5 separate regions of the Homo sapiens genome follow, and all the other regions are linked to region 1. A link is a contact called in ENCODE Hi-C or POLR2A ChIA-PET data. All regions are on one chromosome and are shown on one strand. Each heading gives the region's core, a stretch centred on a gene start or an enhancer-like site at or near the end of the contact. The rest is flanking DNA. Distances are from core to core; before and after follow the strand shown. Region 1 holds the start of TNRC6B-DT (TNRC6B divergent transcript). Region 2 holds the start of PMM1 (phosphomannomutase 1). Region 3 holds the start of JOSD1 (Josephin domain containing 1). Region 4 holds the start of TEF (TEF transcription factor, PAR bZIP family member). Region 5 holds the start of RANGAP1 (Ran GTPase activating protein 1).

Region 1 (2,887 bases), core at 174-2,673:
CTCGTTCAATCTCTAGCACTGATGCTAAAAAGTAATAAAACAGCCAAAACACATGAGAAAGCACGAACTTAAAGTCCCAGGCTGGTAACCTGAATTCCAAAGAATTCAGAATAAGCTGGTCCTTAAGGCGCTTGACTAGAGGTGACCGTTACTGGACGTCTTTAACCACTACAGCGTGTCTCGCTGGATCGGATGTCCAGCCTCTACAGCCGAATAAACCGGTAGTCTGGAACTGAAGGGCACCGGACCACGGGAAGGTGTAAAAACACTCTCCGTGCCCCTCGTTTCCTTGTCCAGAGTCTGAGCCGCCTCCCCAAGTGGCCGCACACGCAGGGCCCTGGCGAGGGGTGTGGAACGCATTCACCTTGTCACGCAGGTCCTGCACACAGGCCGGGACGCTGCGCAGGGACCCGAGGATCCGAGGCCTGACGCCTCCCTCTGCCACCGCCAGCCAGGGGCGGACGCGCCTCCGCGGGCCGGGAAGGTGTCCCCGCGCCGAGGCCCCCCGGAGACGGGAAGCGAACTCGACGGCCGGGCCAGCCCACCCGGAAGCCCTCCCCCAGCTCACACCTGCTGGCGCGTGACGCCCGGAGCCGCGCGCGCGCCCGCCAGTGCCTGCCCGGCCGTTCGGGGCGCCCCGGCCCGCGCGCCGGACGTCGCCCCGAGTCCCTCCCCGCCCCTCGACTCAAATCTCGGCGGCGCCCGCTCCCGCGGAGCGCGCGCTCAGCGCCGCCGGCCGCACCAGCCCCGCGCGCGCTCACGCCCCCTCCCCGGCCCGCTCCCCGCCCCACGCGCGCTCCCTCGCGAGGACACGCACACGCCGCGCCTCCGCTCACCGCCCCGGGCCGCGCCGCGCGCCCCCGGGGGCGCCCTCGCCGACCCCCGGCCGCCCCGCTCCGTCCCGGCGGGGCGCGGGGGAGGGGAAGGACGGCGCGGCCGCCGCACCTCACTCACCGCCGAGCCGTGCCGGCTCCGAGTGCGCGGCGTTTCGCTGTGAGGCGAGGCGCGCAGTCTCCGCTTCTCCGCAGACTATGGAGGCGACGTCGTAGGGGGGACTGAGGGGCGCAGGGGTCACTCCCTCCCGTTTCGCCTTGCAGCAGCACGGGGACCCCAAAAACTAAAAACAAAATAAACAAACTTTCCCCTCCGCATCCCTCCCCCAAAACCACAACACAAACACTCGGGGGCCCGCCCAGAGCCCCACTCCATTGGCCGCAGGGAGGATGCTTCCGGCTCTCACTGGCTGGCTTTTGTGCCCGTCAAGCTGTCGTTCCGCCCCTCCAATTCCTCGTTGCTGCCTTCGCCCCTCATTGGTTAAGTGCTTCCCGTTTAACGAGCTAGGATTGGCTGAGCTGCCTGAGCCAATCATGTGGGGACACACCCCCTCAGCATCCCAGAGGCCGCTTCCTCGGTCGAGGACCCAGAGAGACTCAGGGGAAATTAGAGCATGATGGCGGCCGAGGTCGCTTGGCGCAACCATCGTCTTTTTTCTTTATTTTTAGCTCATTAGTGCCTTGCCTCGGCGCTGTTTCCCTAAGCTCCTCTCTCCAACCAGTACTGCCCTATAACGGAATCCATACGTGCCGGCTCCTTGATTTATCCCCTCCGAAGTGCTGAGTGTGGGCTGGTTGTGCGTCATTGGACTGTCAGGATGTCACTCCCCAGTCAAATCTTCAAGCTATTGGTGGAACAGCAAGAAAGCCCGTCCATCAACAAGGGCTAATACCATTGGTTTGACTCCACTGTGTTATTTCCTGGCACCTTATTGGGCAAATAGGTGCGTCAGATCCGGATTCGCTCTGCTACGGTTAATTGTTTACTGGGGATTTGGGGTCAACTCTGGTTGTTTGGCCAGTAGTTGACGATAATAGTGACTCCCTTGCCTATTTTGTGCCAAGTATTGGGCTGCTTTCTTCACAAACATTATCTGGTTAAACCTGGGAGTAATGCAGTATCCAGTTTTTATAGATGGGAAATTAAGGCTGGCGAGAGCTTAGAAAACTTGCCCAAGGTCATCCAGATACAGAGTCGTTGGTGGGCCTGGCATCTGGTCCTGGGTCAAACTGCAGAGACTTCACTCTTTTTATTATGCTTTAGTGCCTCCACCTTAGACGATGTACTTGTCAGCCAACCTAGCATCTTAAAAACGTTTCATTTGGAACTCAAAGTCTTCAGTCAGTTTCTAGAAGTGACTTTGTTGGGGACTTACTATGGAAAGGTTGTCATTGCCTCCACCACATCTTCCTCCCCAGGACCCATTCCTCTCCCCTTTAAGGTAGACATTTCTGCCTCCTTTTATGCGAAGCCTAGGCACCACTCGCAACCCCTGACCAACCATCTACAACTCATTCTTTGGAGAGAGTCCTCAAGAGCTGGAAAACTAGGAGAAATCAAGTCTAAAGAGAGAGACAGAATAAATCGTCTTAGAAATGAATAATTTATTGCATGCAAAGAGAACAGCCCTTCAGCTCCTGGAAATCTTCCAGGATAGTTGATGCTGAGCAAGACGTGTGCTCCTGGCTGGTGGCCACTGGGTTCTTTCCCTATAGCAGCATTCATCGAAGTGAATCCAACATTTCAGCCAGAGGAGGGCAGGACGCTTAGGACCCATTGCCAGTGAGCTTTTGCGACCGAAATGATCTCCAGGAGCACAACGCTGGACTCTAGCCCACATTCCATCTTGGGTAATTAACATTTTACCGTCCCAAATCCCCATCCCCTGTAGCTTCAGTGGGATCACCGCCCTTGTTTCACTTCCTGATCCAAGCTGTTGTGTAACCTCCTTGGCACTGCTTTAATAATAAAACAACCATTGTAACATAGTAACAATGCTCAACACTTAGAGCCTTTCAGCAAATGAAGCCAAGGTATTTCATAAACGTCAATT
Region 2 (2,887 bases), core at 121-2,620, 1.5 Mb before region 1:
CATTGCACTCCAGCCTGGGCAACAAGAGCAAAACTCCGTCTCAGAAAAAAAAAAAAAATTAGCCGGGCGTGGTGGCGCACTTCTGTAGTTTCAGCTACTCAGGAGGCTGAGGCAGGAGAATCACTTGAACCTGGGAGGCGGAGGTTGCAGTGAGCCGAGATCATGCCACTGCACTCCAACCTGAGTAACAGAGTGAGACCCAGTCTCAAAAAATAAATAAATAAATAAATAAATCGCCCTGTGTCAAAAATAAAATAAAATAAACATAAAAGTAAGTAAAAATACAAAAATTAGGTGGGCATGGTGGCACACGCCTGCAGTCCCAGCTACTCGGGAGGCTGAGGCATGAGAACCGCTTGAACCTGGGAGGTGGAGGTTGCAGTGGGCAGAGATCCCGCCACTGCACTCCAGCCTGGGCAGAGCGAGACTCTGTCTCAAAAAAAAAAAAAAAAAAGAAGAATCTGGGAAGGTCTCCAAGCAGGTAGACCCTGAGAGCTGGGTCTTATGTGTGGACAGAAGGAATAAGGCTCGGGGAAGGCAATTTGGCAAAGTCCAAAGCCTGAACAAAGGCCTTCAGGAGATTTCTTTTCTTTTCTTTTCTTTCCTTTTTTTTTTTTTTTTTTTTTTTTGAGGCTGGAGTGCAATGGCGCGATCTCGGCTCACCGCAACCTCTGGCTTCTTTGGAATCAAGCGATTCTCCTGCCTCAGCCTCCTGAGTAGCTGAGATTACAGGCATGCGCCACCACGCCTGGCTAATTTTGTATTTTTAGTAGAGACGAGGTTTCTCCATGTTGGTCAGGCTGGTCTCGAACTCCCGACCTCCGGTGATCCGCCCGCCTCGACGTCCCAAACTGCTGGGATTACAGGCGTGAACCACCGCGCCCGGCTCAGGAGATTTCCTACAGCTCAAAATTTGTAAGGCAAAGAGATGGCCACAAACCTTGTGAGAGTGGATGGGGAGCGACCTCGGCTCTCTTAGTCCCGCCTGGCCCACTAGACACTGCACTGCATGGTAGAGGCCCCGCCCGACCCAGCCCCTTAATCGGCCTGTTGCAATCACTATCAACCCGCCAATTCTGGCCCCGCCCCTGTCTTCCGGGTTCACCCTCTCACTTCCTGCGGGTCCCAGGCTCAGGCCCCTCCTCCGCCTTGTTTGGAGCAATCCAATCGAACCTGGAGGGCTCCGCTCCGCCCTATGCCGCGCTCCCCTCCTCCACGAGCAATGAGAATCAGCTCAGGCCCCGCCCCCGCTTCCGCCCGCCTAGACCACGCCCCTTCTTCATTTGGCCAATCAGGCAGTCCACTGGCCCCCGCCCCCTAATGCCCCGCCCCGTCAGCACTTATCCCTGAGCTGCTTCTGCCGTTGCATCTTCGGGACTCCGCCCCGCGCGCGGACCTGCAGCCATGGCAGTCACCGCCCAGGCAGCCCGCAGGAAGGAGCGCGTCCTCTGCCTGTTTGACGTGGACGGGACCCTCACGCCGGCTCGCCAGGTAGGACCCTGAAGATTGGAAGCTCCCACCGGGAGTGTCACGCGGACACCCCCGAGGCTGAGTGTGGGGTCTGCAGCAGCGTGACCGTGGACACCCGGGGACCGAGTGTGGGATGCGGCGGTACCCGGCCCCCTGACATCCGGGGCCACCCACCGGGAGTGAGGGGACCTGGCCCTCACGTCACTGACCCCGCAGCGTCCTTGCCTGTGTTCTGCTTGGGAGTGCTGGGGTTGGATCCAGTACTGGAGGGAGGAGGCTGCGAGCAGGGGCCTAGCTCCCTCCCTCCCCGGAGGCTGTCACACGCCGCTAAGGCCTGGCTCACGGACGCCCCCGCCTCCTGAGCTGGGGATCCCACCCTAGTTCAGCCCTACGACACACCAGTGGTCGGAGCTGGCTTCTGAACCGGGGTTCCAGGCACACAAGCACACAGCCAAGCGTCAGTCATCATCTGGTGGGAGACAGGGCGTCTCGGAGTCTTCCCACCCCGACCTTTGCAGGCCTGGGACTGGGTCTAGTTTCTGAAGCCCCATCACCCACTTTACCTTCCACCCCCAGTCGTGGAGCAGAGAGGGCTTCTTTTCAAATTCGTTTATGAGCTCTACCCACCCGGATGTGAGAGGCTCCAGGCCTAGCCTGTTTGCTGTGAGGACACTGAGGAATAGTGAGGGTAAGAGTCTAGTTTTCTTCTAAAGACTCTCGCTGTGTTGAGCCTCTTACCTCTGCTCAGTTTTTCTCCCATTGGGTCTCATTGTGAGTGAGTCCCCAAAAGCCCCCTCACCAGCTGGATGCATCAGTAAGCAGGCTTCATTCATGCCCTCCCTGTGGGTAACCCACCCTCCAGTCTGGGGGCCTCAAGGACCAACCAACAGGTCTCCTAGCGTGGGGGAGCAGTGGGATGGGCTTTACTGGGCAGTGGCTGATGGGAACCCAGGTCTTAGCCTCCTCTCTTAGGTCCCGAATGCCCCTCCCCATCCTCTGTGGTGAAGTTGCCCTGGCTTGGGCCCTGGAGGCCTTCCTGCAGGGGTGGATCCGGGAGGAAGATAGCAGGACTGGAGCAAAGGTGGGCCATTTGCTTGTGGGTCACGCCTGTAATCCCAGCACTTTGGGAGGCCATGGTGGGCAGATCACCTGAGGTCAGGAATTCTAGATCAGTCTGGCTAACATGGTGAAACCCCGTCTCTACTAAAAATACAAAAATTAGGCTGGGTTCAGTGGCTCACGCCTGTAATCCCAGCACTTTGGGAGGCCGAGGCAGACAGATCACGATGTCAGGAGTTTAAGACCAGCCTGACCAATATCGTGAAACCCTATCTCTACTAAAAATACAAAAAATTAGCCAGGCGTGGTGGCATGCACCTGTAATCCTAGCTAGTCGGGAGGCTGAGGCAGGAGAATC
Region 3 (2,887 bases), core at 255-2,754, 1.3 Mb after region 1:
CCAGCACTTTGGGAGGCCGAGGCGGGTGGATCTCAGGAGTTCGAGACCAGCCTGGCCAACATGGTGAAACCCCGTCTCTACTAAAAATACAAAAATTAGCCGTGCGTAGTGGCAGGAGCCTGTAATCCCAGCTACGCGGGAGGCTGAGACATGAGAATCGCTTGAGTCCAGGAGGTGAAGGTTGCAGTAAGCCGAGATCGCCCCGTTGCAATTCAGCCTGGGCGACAAAAGTTAAACTCCATCTTAAAAAAAAAAAAAAAAAAAAAGGCCGGGCACGGTGGCTCACTTCTGTAATCCCAACACCTTGGGAGGCCAAGGCGGGTGGATCACCTGAGGTCGGGAGTTCGAGACCAGCCTGACCAACATGAAGAAACCCCTCTACTAAACACACAAAATTAGCCGGGCGTGGTGGCGCATGCCTGCAATCCCAGCTACTCGGGAGGCTGAGGCAGGAGAATTGCTTGAACCCGGGAGGCGGACGTTGCGGTGAGCGGAGATCATGCCATTGCACTCCAGTCTGGGCAACAAGAGCGAAACTCCGTCTCCAAAAAACAAAACAAAACAACTAAATTTGAAGTGCAACAGTTTCTTCTCGTTTTTCCAGTTTTACAGAAAACCCAAAAGAAGGGCAGCTAAGGTGGATAATGATGCCTACCACGCACCCTAAGAGTAGGTAAAGGGGAAAAAATGAAATCCACGTGGGACTGCGAGTAGTTTTCGCCTTTTCCCGAAGACGCACACAATGCGCTTAGGTATACCTCGCGCAGAGGTCTCTGCAGAGAGGAAAGCCACCGTGAGAAGAGCGGGGAGCCCCCAGGCAAGAAGGCAGTGGCTTGTGTGTAGTGAACCGAAATGCGACACCAAGGAACTGCAACAGGATTCTCCTTTCCACTTGAAATGTGACTCCCAGCGAGACACCTACCCTTGACGCTCCCTGGACAGTGCGGCACGGTCGGGCCCACTAACCAAGGCAATTTGCGCCCGACCGAATCAGGTGCTTCAAAATCCCCCCTGGTGAGCCGCGCGTTAACCACACATAAAACAGTCAACGCAGAAGGAGCGAGAACGTTCGGCCGAAAAGCCCGGCACAGAGAAGGGAGGGGTGCTGAAAGCCGCGGACTGCAGCCGCTGGCCTGGCTGCCGCCCCGAAACAACGCCCACGCCCGGGAGAAGGGCAGGCTGGCGTCCAGGTAGGACTCCCTCAGGCCGCCCCGCCAGGGGCCGCGCCGAGCGGAGCGGCTGGACCCCAACCCTGCCGGCCGCCGCCGAGGTGCGCAGCCCGCAGCCCCACACCCACGGCCTTTGCAACACCCCAACCGTTGAACTGCGCCCCTACACGCCCGGCGTCTGCGGCTCCCAGGCCGGTGCCGATGACGTCAGACTTACGTCAGGCGTGACGCCACGGCTGGGAGGAGTGAGGACGGCGCGGGAGGGCGTTTCCGGAGCACGCGCCGGGCGGGGGCCGCTGACGTCGGGCTCAGGTGCGCGCGCCCGCCCGCACGGCCCAGTTGGCGGCGCGCACTCCAGGTGGCGGCCGGCTGCGGTGAGGGGACCGCCAGCGGCGAGCAGTCCCGGCGGCCCTGGGGTCTGCGGCCGGGGGCGCGGCGGGAGGGCGTCTGGGCCTGCGCTCACGTGACGGGCGGGGAGGTTTGTGTAGGGGCTGCGAGCCGGGTGGGCGCGGGCCCGGGAGCGCGAGGCTGACTGTCCGGCCCCACCCCTCGCGGGCCAGCCCTTCGCCGCGCGGAACCTTCCCTCGGGCAGGGGCCGGCCCCGCCGCTCACTTCCCGCGCCCGCTCGCCGCTGACCGGAGTTGTCTCCTCCTCCGCAGGGCCGCGGCCAGAGGGCTAGAATCCGCGCCTTCCGAGGGAGCCGCGCCCTGCGGGCCCCACCGTACCCGAGGGGATGGAGGGCTGCCCCCGAGGCCCCCGCGCGGCTCGCGGTCCCACGCCTGCCGGCCCGCGCTAGCTACTCGACTCGTGCGCTAAATTTATCCGTCACCCAGGCCTTGTCTCCCGAGTCATTGGCGTCGTGGTTCAAAAGAAATGGAAGAAAAGGAGCGATGTGACCGATTGTGTTCGGTCCTCCTGCTTTGAGGCCTGGCATTTGCAGAGGGAAACAGCAAGAAAATCGTGGGGATTTTGGAGGGGGGTGGGAGGGAAGGGTGGGGAAACGGAAACAAGGTCTTACATTTTATGTGTTTTTTTAAATTCTGCACTTTGACAGTGGTAGCAAAATAAAAGTAATCCAAAAGTTATTTTTCTATTGAGAAGAGAGAAGAGGTGGGTTTTATTTTTTTCCTTTTGATTCCAATCTTTTCTCCCAGTGACAAAGCATAAATCATGGACACCAGAGAATAAGGTGGACCTCAGGAATCCGGAAAAGACTGAGAAGCTTACATTCTTCCTCTAGAGGGAAGAGTGGGGTGTTTATAGCCATCTCTGGAACCTAAAACAAAAAACATGAGTTGTGTGCCATGGAAAGGAGACAAGGCCAAATCTGAATCATTGGAGCTGCCCCAGGCAGCACCCCCACAAATCTACCATGAGAAACAGCGCAGGGAGCTTTGTGCCCTCCACGCCCTCAATAACGTCTTCCAGGACAGCAATGCCTTCACCCGGGATACGCTGCAAGAGATTTTCCAGAGGTAGGGGACCCTTCTCCTTGGCATCTTGATACTGATATTTCTGGATTTCTGTGGGTGGGGCAGTGTCTCAGCTTCATAAACCTTCAAAGCTGTAGGTATTAGCTAGATTGCGTTAGCAGGTATAAGGGACACAAGACATGAAAAGATAATCACTACCATTTATCAGGCACTTACGGTGGGCTAGGAAAGTACTCATAGCCTCAGCTGTGTTTTCTTGAGTGATCTTCAACAGTCCCGTGGAAT
Region 4 (2,887 bases), core at 274-2,773, 1.3 Mb before region 1:
ATCGGGTAGAATTCTTGTTATGGATGGTTATTACCTGGTAATTTCAAACAAGAAACTGTCAGATGTGTACACCTGTCCCTGCAGCTTGTCTCAGCCCCAGATTTGGAACAAAGCACCGTCTCAAAAACAAACAAAAGGGTTTGTGCACATGAGGTCCCAAAGCAGGAGGAGAGAGGCTGGCCTCACCTGATGTGCTGAAGCTATTTATAACTCAACAGTGACAGCCACAGGGATGGGAGCCTCAGCATACACCCAGGAAAGGAAGAGAAATGGCATTTTAAAAAGGAAAATCCATTCCCCAGGCCAGACAACTCTCGAAGGCCTATCCCTTTCCCAAACCCTGAATAACTGATGGCTCTTGGAAATGCAAAGGTCTCACACTCAAAGTATACCTCAGTGCACCCACAACCCCACCACAGGCGGCCCTCCTGCTGCTCCCTGCACCCCATCTCCCAGGGCGAAAAACAAGGCCAGACCTGCTTTCCGTATACGCCCCAGTGACGTTCCTGGCCTAGGCAAAAAGATGAAGCTCAGTCCTGCCGCCGTGGCCCCAGAATCTAAGGGTCAGCCCCAACCAACCAGGCGAAGGGCCTCAGTGGACTCATCTGACCCTCATCGTTTCTCTGCTTGGCCCAAAACTCCCCTCCCAAGGCGCCTCACACTACTCGCCCACACCCCCCCCACCCGCTCAGCAGAAGCCCCGCAACAGAAAGGCTCCCGTTGGACCTAGTAGCTGGCGCTACTCACACCCAGGGAGGAAGCCAGGTCCCTCCGGGAGGGGTAAGGCCACGTACGATGACAGTTCGCTACCCTAGGCCTGCGCTTCCTAAACTTTGGTGTACTTGGAAAATAATGGGGGTGCGGTGGGGTGCTCCTTAAAATGCAAGACCCCTGTCCCAGTGACCGCAGATTGGGTGGGGCGCAGGAACCAGCAATTTAAACAGGCATCCCGAGTGACTCCGATGCAGGTGGCCCCGGGGGAGGGGCCCTGGAGCGTCATTTAAGTGACTGCTCCCGATCCCCTTCCGCCTCCTCAAAACCTCTCCCCACCCTCTCCCGCCAGACCCACCGTCTCAGCCCGCCCCTGACCCTCTGTCCTCAGCCCCCCGGCCTCGTCCTCCAGGCTCCTGGTCATCCAGGCCCCATCCCCCTCCGCTGGACCACTGCTCCCTGACCCACTGCCTCCCCGGCCCCGCCCTCACGAGGCCCCGCCCCTGTATAAGCCCCGCCCCCAGCCCGCGCGGACCACCCCCCCGCCCTCACCGAGGCGCGCCTCGCGCGGGGGGTTCTCCATCAGCTTCTTCAGGACCAGGGGGAAGGACCCCGACAGGCCCCTTTCCCCAGCTGCGCGCCCCGGCCCCGGACCGGGTCCTGCCTGCGGGTCCACAGGCGGCTTCTTTCCGCCGCCCGCGTCGGACATCGTGCCCCGGACTCGGCTCGCGCACCTCGCCTCCCCCGCCCGCCCCCCGAGATGGGCCGGAGCCGTGCGACCCGCTGCAGCTGCCGACACGGGCAGCTACTGCGCAGGCGCCCAATGGCGCCCCCGCCTCCTTCCATCGCTACCCCGCCTGCGGACCGGCTCTGGCACATTAATTATTCATGAGGCCAGGCCAGCTTCCCCGGATCGTTGCTCTGGATTGGTCCAGCCTGCGAGAGGGGCAGGCGCAGATCCTCGGGCCGTGATTGGTCGGGCAGCCGGGATAAGATAGACACGTGCGGGGCCAGGTGAGGACCCTCGCGGAGGCCCCGCCCCGCCGCCCCTGTGTCCCCTGATTGGCGCCTGCTGGAGTCTTTGTGGTGGGCCTTCCTCGGCGCGGTCCCTTCCCTCCTACCAGTGTTCCCCCTTCACCGCCCTCTTCATAACCCCCGCCCTCCCCAACCACCGCAGCCTCTCCCTCTTGTCCCCGACTTGCAACCTTCCCGACGCGCCACCGAAGAGGGGCGGAGCTCGGAGCGGCCAGGCCGGCCAAAGCGACCTATCCGAGCTCCTGCTCGCGCGGCGTGTCCACCCCCCGCGGGTCACGTGGAGCCGCAGCCGAGTCTGGTCGCGGGGGGAGGGGGCAGAGGAGGAAGGCGCGGGAACAGCCAATGGAGGGCGGGGGCGGGGCCCGGGGCGGTGCACGAGGCGCCGCACGTGCGGGGCTGTGGCGGGGCGGGAGGGGAAGGGAGGGACGGGTCTTTTTGTTCTGGGGACTCTGCCCAGGGTCGCGGGGCAGGGACGCTGAGCTTAGCCCGCACTTCTGCTCCCACGCGACCCAGAGGTCGCCTGAGGGCAGGGCCGGGGACCGCGACCTGCCAAGTCGTAGGGATGGCCTGAGCAGGCTTGGCCGCCCTAGAGCGGGGTGTCGGGTTGCCCACGCATCCAGATCAACACTAGCGTGGAGGGAGCATTCCTGAAGCTCTGACCTGAGCCAGGGCCCGAGTACATGTTTCCGCCCTCCCACTTACTAGCTTATGACCTTGGGAAAGTCCGGTTGCTTCACTGGAGCTTGTTTCCTCGGCCATAAAATTAAGAGGTTGGGCTAGAGAATCTCCACAGTCCCAAACAGATGTGAAATTCTTTTCCTTTCTAGAACTCTCCCTTCTTTTACCTAGAAAACAAAAACCTCCTTGACACCAGGTACCGATGCCACGTTTTGTGGGAGAACCACCTCCTCTCTTAAAATATAAAGCCTCCCCGGGAGTTCCGCAGAAATCCGTAAAAATGTAATATGTGGCGCGGTACACAAATGGAAAGCTGCTCCTAAACAGCGCTCAGAACTTTGTACCTCTTTATAGTACAGATCAGACTCCGCTGCAAACCCAGGCAACATTAGACTCCCCGCTTAACTCCCGGAAGGCAGAGAGCTTGGCTTGTTTATCCAGCATCCCTACAGTGGCCCAGCCC
Region 5 (2,887 bases), core at 102-2,601, 1.2 Mb before region 1:
TGCACCATCACGTCCAACTAATTTTTGTATTTTTTGTCGAGACAGGGTTTGACCATGTTGCCCAGGCTGGTCTCACACTCTCTCGCCTATAATCCCAACACTTTGGGAGGCCAAGATGGGCAACAAGAGTGAAACTCCATCTCAAAAAAAAAAAACAAAAAAAAAACGCTGTTTGTGTTTTTATGCTTAAATTCACACCTACAGAAAAGTTGCAAAAATGTTCAAAGAACTCCCATATTCTTCAACCAGATTAACTGATTAACATTTTGCCACATTTGTGTCTCTGCTTTCTCTATGTATATGTATAGGTATATTTCTTTTAACCATAAAGGTTGCAGACATCATGTCCTTTTTGTCCCTAATTATTTCAGCATTTTTTTCCAAGAACAAGGGCAGTCTCTTACATAACCCTGTACCATAATCAAAATTAATAAATTTAACATTGATACAATACTATTATCTAATATAGTCAAGTTTTGCTGTTTCAGTATTGTCCTTTATAGCAATCCCCACCCAGGATCCGATCCAGGACCATGTCTTGCATTCAGTTGTCTTTTTCGTTTCCTGTAATCGGCAACAGTTCCTCAGTTTTTCTTTGTCTTACATAATACAGACATTTCCGGAAGGGTACAGATCAGTTATTCTGTACCATGTCCCTCAGCTTGGGTTTCTCATGATTAGACTAAGGTCATGCATTATAGACCGGACGGTGACGCCGTGTTTTTCTCAGTGCATCACACAGAAAGCGTGCGATGAATGTCAGCTTGTCCTGCTGTTGATGTTAACGTGGCCGTTCAAGTGGTGTCTGCGGAGCTTCTCTACGATAGTTACTATTTCCCCTTTTTAATTATCAGGTAATTTGTGCATATTTATGTGGAAGCCTTCGAATGCCCTTTCAGTTTCATGGGACGGAAAAGAGTCTTTTCTTTCGGGAAATGGATACCTGTGTCTTGCCCAAGAGACCCAGCAGCCAGCAGTACCTGTTATCAACAAAGTTACGCGAACAAAACCTTTCCGGAAGAGCTGAGGGACCTGGGTGCAACGCATTCTGGGAATTGTAGTCTCTGGGCGCTCCCGGCTGAACACCTCCCTGCGGTCTCTGCGAGAAAGAGCCAGAAGCCACCAGGGGAGGGCGAAGAGGAGGGCGGTGGAGGACGCTCTGCGCGCGGTGCGCCATGGGACGGGTAGTTCGCGGTGCGCGCCCCATCGCGCTCCCAGATGGGGAACCGGACTACTCTACCCGAGAGGCCGCGCGAGCGGGGCGAGGGCAAGCCGGCCGGGGCCTCGAACAAATCAAATCGAAGCAAAGAAACTGCCGGCTTTCAAAATCCTCCTCCTCCGCCATCATCCGCCGCGGTGCGGAGAGCAGGTGGTGCTGGAAGCGCGTGAGGCCGGGAGCTCGAGAGAGCTAACAGACTAGCCGGCTGGACATCTGGACCGCTGGATCCGGAGGTGGCGACCCCGGCCTGACCCGGACCCTAAATCCGTCCCCGCCCCAGAGGGCGGAGGCGCGCGCTCGATTCCCCCCACGCGGCGGCGCCGCCTGTTTACGGTAGAGTCAGGGTCCCTTTCCTTTCCCCGTCACCTGCCTGGAACAGGGGTGCGGGGCGAGGAGGGCGTGGCGCCCGTGTGCGCCTTCTGCCTGCCCCCTCGGCCTTCTTCACTTAGCCTTCGACGGCCGAGCGCCCCAGGGGTGGCGGTGGGAGTGGGGTTGTTGAGCGGCGCTGGCTCCTTTCACAAATGGGGAAACTGAGGCTTAAAGGGCGTCTGACTCGCCAGAGCAGCTCAGCCTGCAGCTGCTAGCAGTGGCGTCTCATATTAGCATTGTTGTCAACCGGAGGCGGTGCGAGTCCGCCGGGGATTCCAGATGGGGCTCCTGCGCCGCCCGCCTATCATTTGCGGCCTGTATTCGCGCGTCGCTCCCGCAGAGCCACCTCCCAGCAGGCCCACGCCCGCGGGGGCCCCGGGCTGGCGCCGCTGTCCCTGGAATCGATGTGAGTCACTGCTGACGCTTTGCAGGAGCATGCATCTCACCTCAGAAAGTCTCTGACGTTGCTGCGGAGCGGGGAGAGGATGTTTCTCTATTAGCCCTTTGCTTTTGCTCTGGCGCTGATCCTTTGCTGACCTTGGACAAATCAATTTACGTTTCTGTGCTCCAGTTTCTTGGTTTATAAAGTGAGTGTGGAGGGGTGCATCTCTGTCTCGCTCTCTCTTGGACTGAGGAATGGGCCCCCGTTCAGCTGAGAAGTTCTGTCCCTATTCTATCTGGAGGCTTCACCACCACCTTTTACCCTCAAATTGTCCCATCTCAGAACTGCAAGAGATGCTGGGGTTTCAGGTTAATTTTTTTGTTGGTTTTTCTTTAAATTTTTTTATCTTTTTAGAGACGGTCTCCTTCTGTCACCCAGGCTGGAGTGTAGTGGAACGATCACCGCTGAACTGCAGCGTCGGCTTCCTGGGCTCAAGCGATCCTCCCACCTCAACCTCCCAAGTCATGGGGACTACAGATGCCATCACACCTGGCTAATTTTTAAATTTTTCTGTGGAGACAGGGTCTCATTCTGTTGCCCAGGCTTGTCTCGAACCCTGGTCTAAAGTGATCTTCCCGCCTAGCCTCCCAAAATGTTGGAATTACAGGTGTGAGTTATTGCACTGGGCTGGTTTCTGGTTAATTTATTTTTTGAAACAGGGTCTCCAGAAGTACAGCAGCAAGATCTCAGCTCACTGTAGCCTCCACCTACGGGGCTCAAGTGATCCTCCCACCTTACATCCCAGGTAGCTGGGACTGCAGGCACCTGCCACCACACCCAGCTAGTTTTTGTATTTTTAGTGGAGACAGGGTTTCGGCATACTGCCCAGGCTGGTTTCTAACTCCTGTGCTCAATCG

The links. A loop is a pair of places that touch in the nucleus more often than their neighbours do. ChIA-PET counts read pairs that join two places held with the same protein, here RNA polymerase II (POLR2A). Pooled maps may share reads with other maps.
Region 2: a loop to region 1 is called in a pooled map, with 9 times the contacts of the local background. The contact joins the promoter of PMM1 here to the promoter of TNRC6B-DT in region 1. A Hi-C loop is called at or near these places in 1 of 50 pooled maps. POLR2A ChIA-PET finds 5 or more read pairs at or near these places in 2 of 52 experiments (CD4-positive, alpha-beta T cell and endothelial cell of umbilical vein).
Region 3: a loop to region 1 is called in a pooled map, with 13 times the contacts of the local background. The contact joins the promoter of JOSD1 here to the promoter of TNRC6B-DT in region 1. A Hi-C loop is called at or near these places in 9 of 50 pooled maps. POLR2A ChIA-PET finds 5 or more read pairs at or near these places in 3 of 52 experiments (CD4-positive, alpha-beta T cell, Caco-2 and PC-9).
Region 4: a loop to region 1 is called in a pooled map, with 21 times the contacts of the local background. The contact joins the promoter of TEF here to the promoter of TNRC6B-DT in region 1. A Hi-C loop is called at or near these places in 8 of 50 pooled maps. POLR2A ChIA-PET finds 5 or more read pairs at or near these places in 2 of 52 experiments (CD4-positive, alpha-beta T cell and activated B cell).
Region 5: a map of CD14-positive monocyte shows a loop between it and region 1 (6-fold over the local background). The contact joins the promoter of RANGAP1 here to the promoter of TNRC6B-DT in region 1. A Hi-C loop is called at or near these places in 1 of 168 maps with a recorded cell type or tissue (CD14-positive monocyte), 1 of 37 single-sample maps with no recorded cell type and 8 of 50 pooled maps. POLR2A ChIA-PET finds 5 or more read pairs at or near these places in 1 of 52 experiments (CD8-positive, alpha-beta T cell).

Annotation. Positions count from the first base shown.
Region 1 is chr22:40,043,066-40,045,952 of GRCh38, reverse strand. TNRC6B-DT (TNRC6B divergent transcript) reads left to right here and starts at 1,423. Exons shown (of 1, transcript NR_163486.1): 1 at 1,423-2,823. It overlaps FAM83F (family with sequence similarity 83 member F), which reads right to left. Exons shown (of 5, transcript NM_138435.4): 5 at 2,419-2,887. It also overlaps a transcript of TNRC6B not described here. RefSeq lists silencers at 370-439, 450-669 and enhancers at 970-1,089, 1,400-1,699, 1,781-2,428.
Region 2 is chr22:41,588,323-41,591,209 of GRCh38, reverse strand. It overlaps PMM1 (phosphomannomutase 1), which reads left to right and starts at 1,370. Exons shown (of 8, transcript NM_002676.3): 1 at 1,370-1,491. The coding sequence starts at 1,405. RefSeq lists a silencer at 1,022-1,171 and an enhancer at 1,566-2,245.
Region 3 is chr22:38,699,560-38,702,446 of GRCh38, reverse strand. JOSD1 (Josephin domain containing 1) reads left to right here and starts at 1,504. Exons shown (of 5, transcript NM_001360236.2): 1 at 1,504-1,647; 2 at 1,829-2,644. The coding sequence starts at 2,460. RefSeq lists a silencer at 1,038-1,997.
Region 4 is chr22:41,380,578-41,383,464 of GRCh38, reverse strand. It overlaps TEF (TEF transcription factor, PAR bZIP family member), which reads right to left and starts at 1,523. Exons shown (of 4, transcript NM_003216.4): 1 at 1,264-1,523. The coding sequence starts at 1,420. It overlaps LOC105373042 (a long non-coding RNA gene), which reads left to right and starts at 1,554. Exons shown (of 3, transcript XR_938271.3): 1 at 1,554-1,725. RefSeq lists enhancers at 685-764, 1,546-1,840 and silencers at 975-1,674, 1,705-2,304.
Region 5 is chr22:41,284,651-41,287,537 of GRCh38, reverse strand. It overlaps RANGAP1 (Ran GTPase activating protein 1), which reads left to right and starts at 1,351. Exons shown (of 16, transcript NM_002883.4): 1 at 1,351-1,552. RefSeq lists enhancers at 459-508, 829-898, 929-1,148, 1,579-1,648.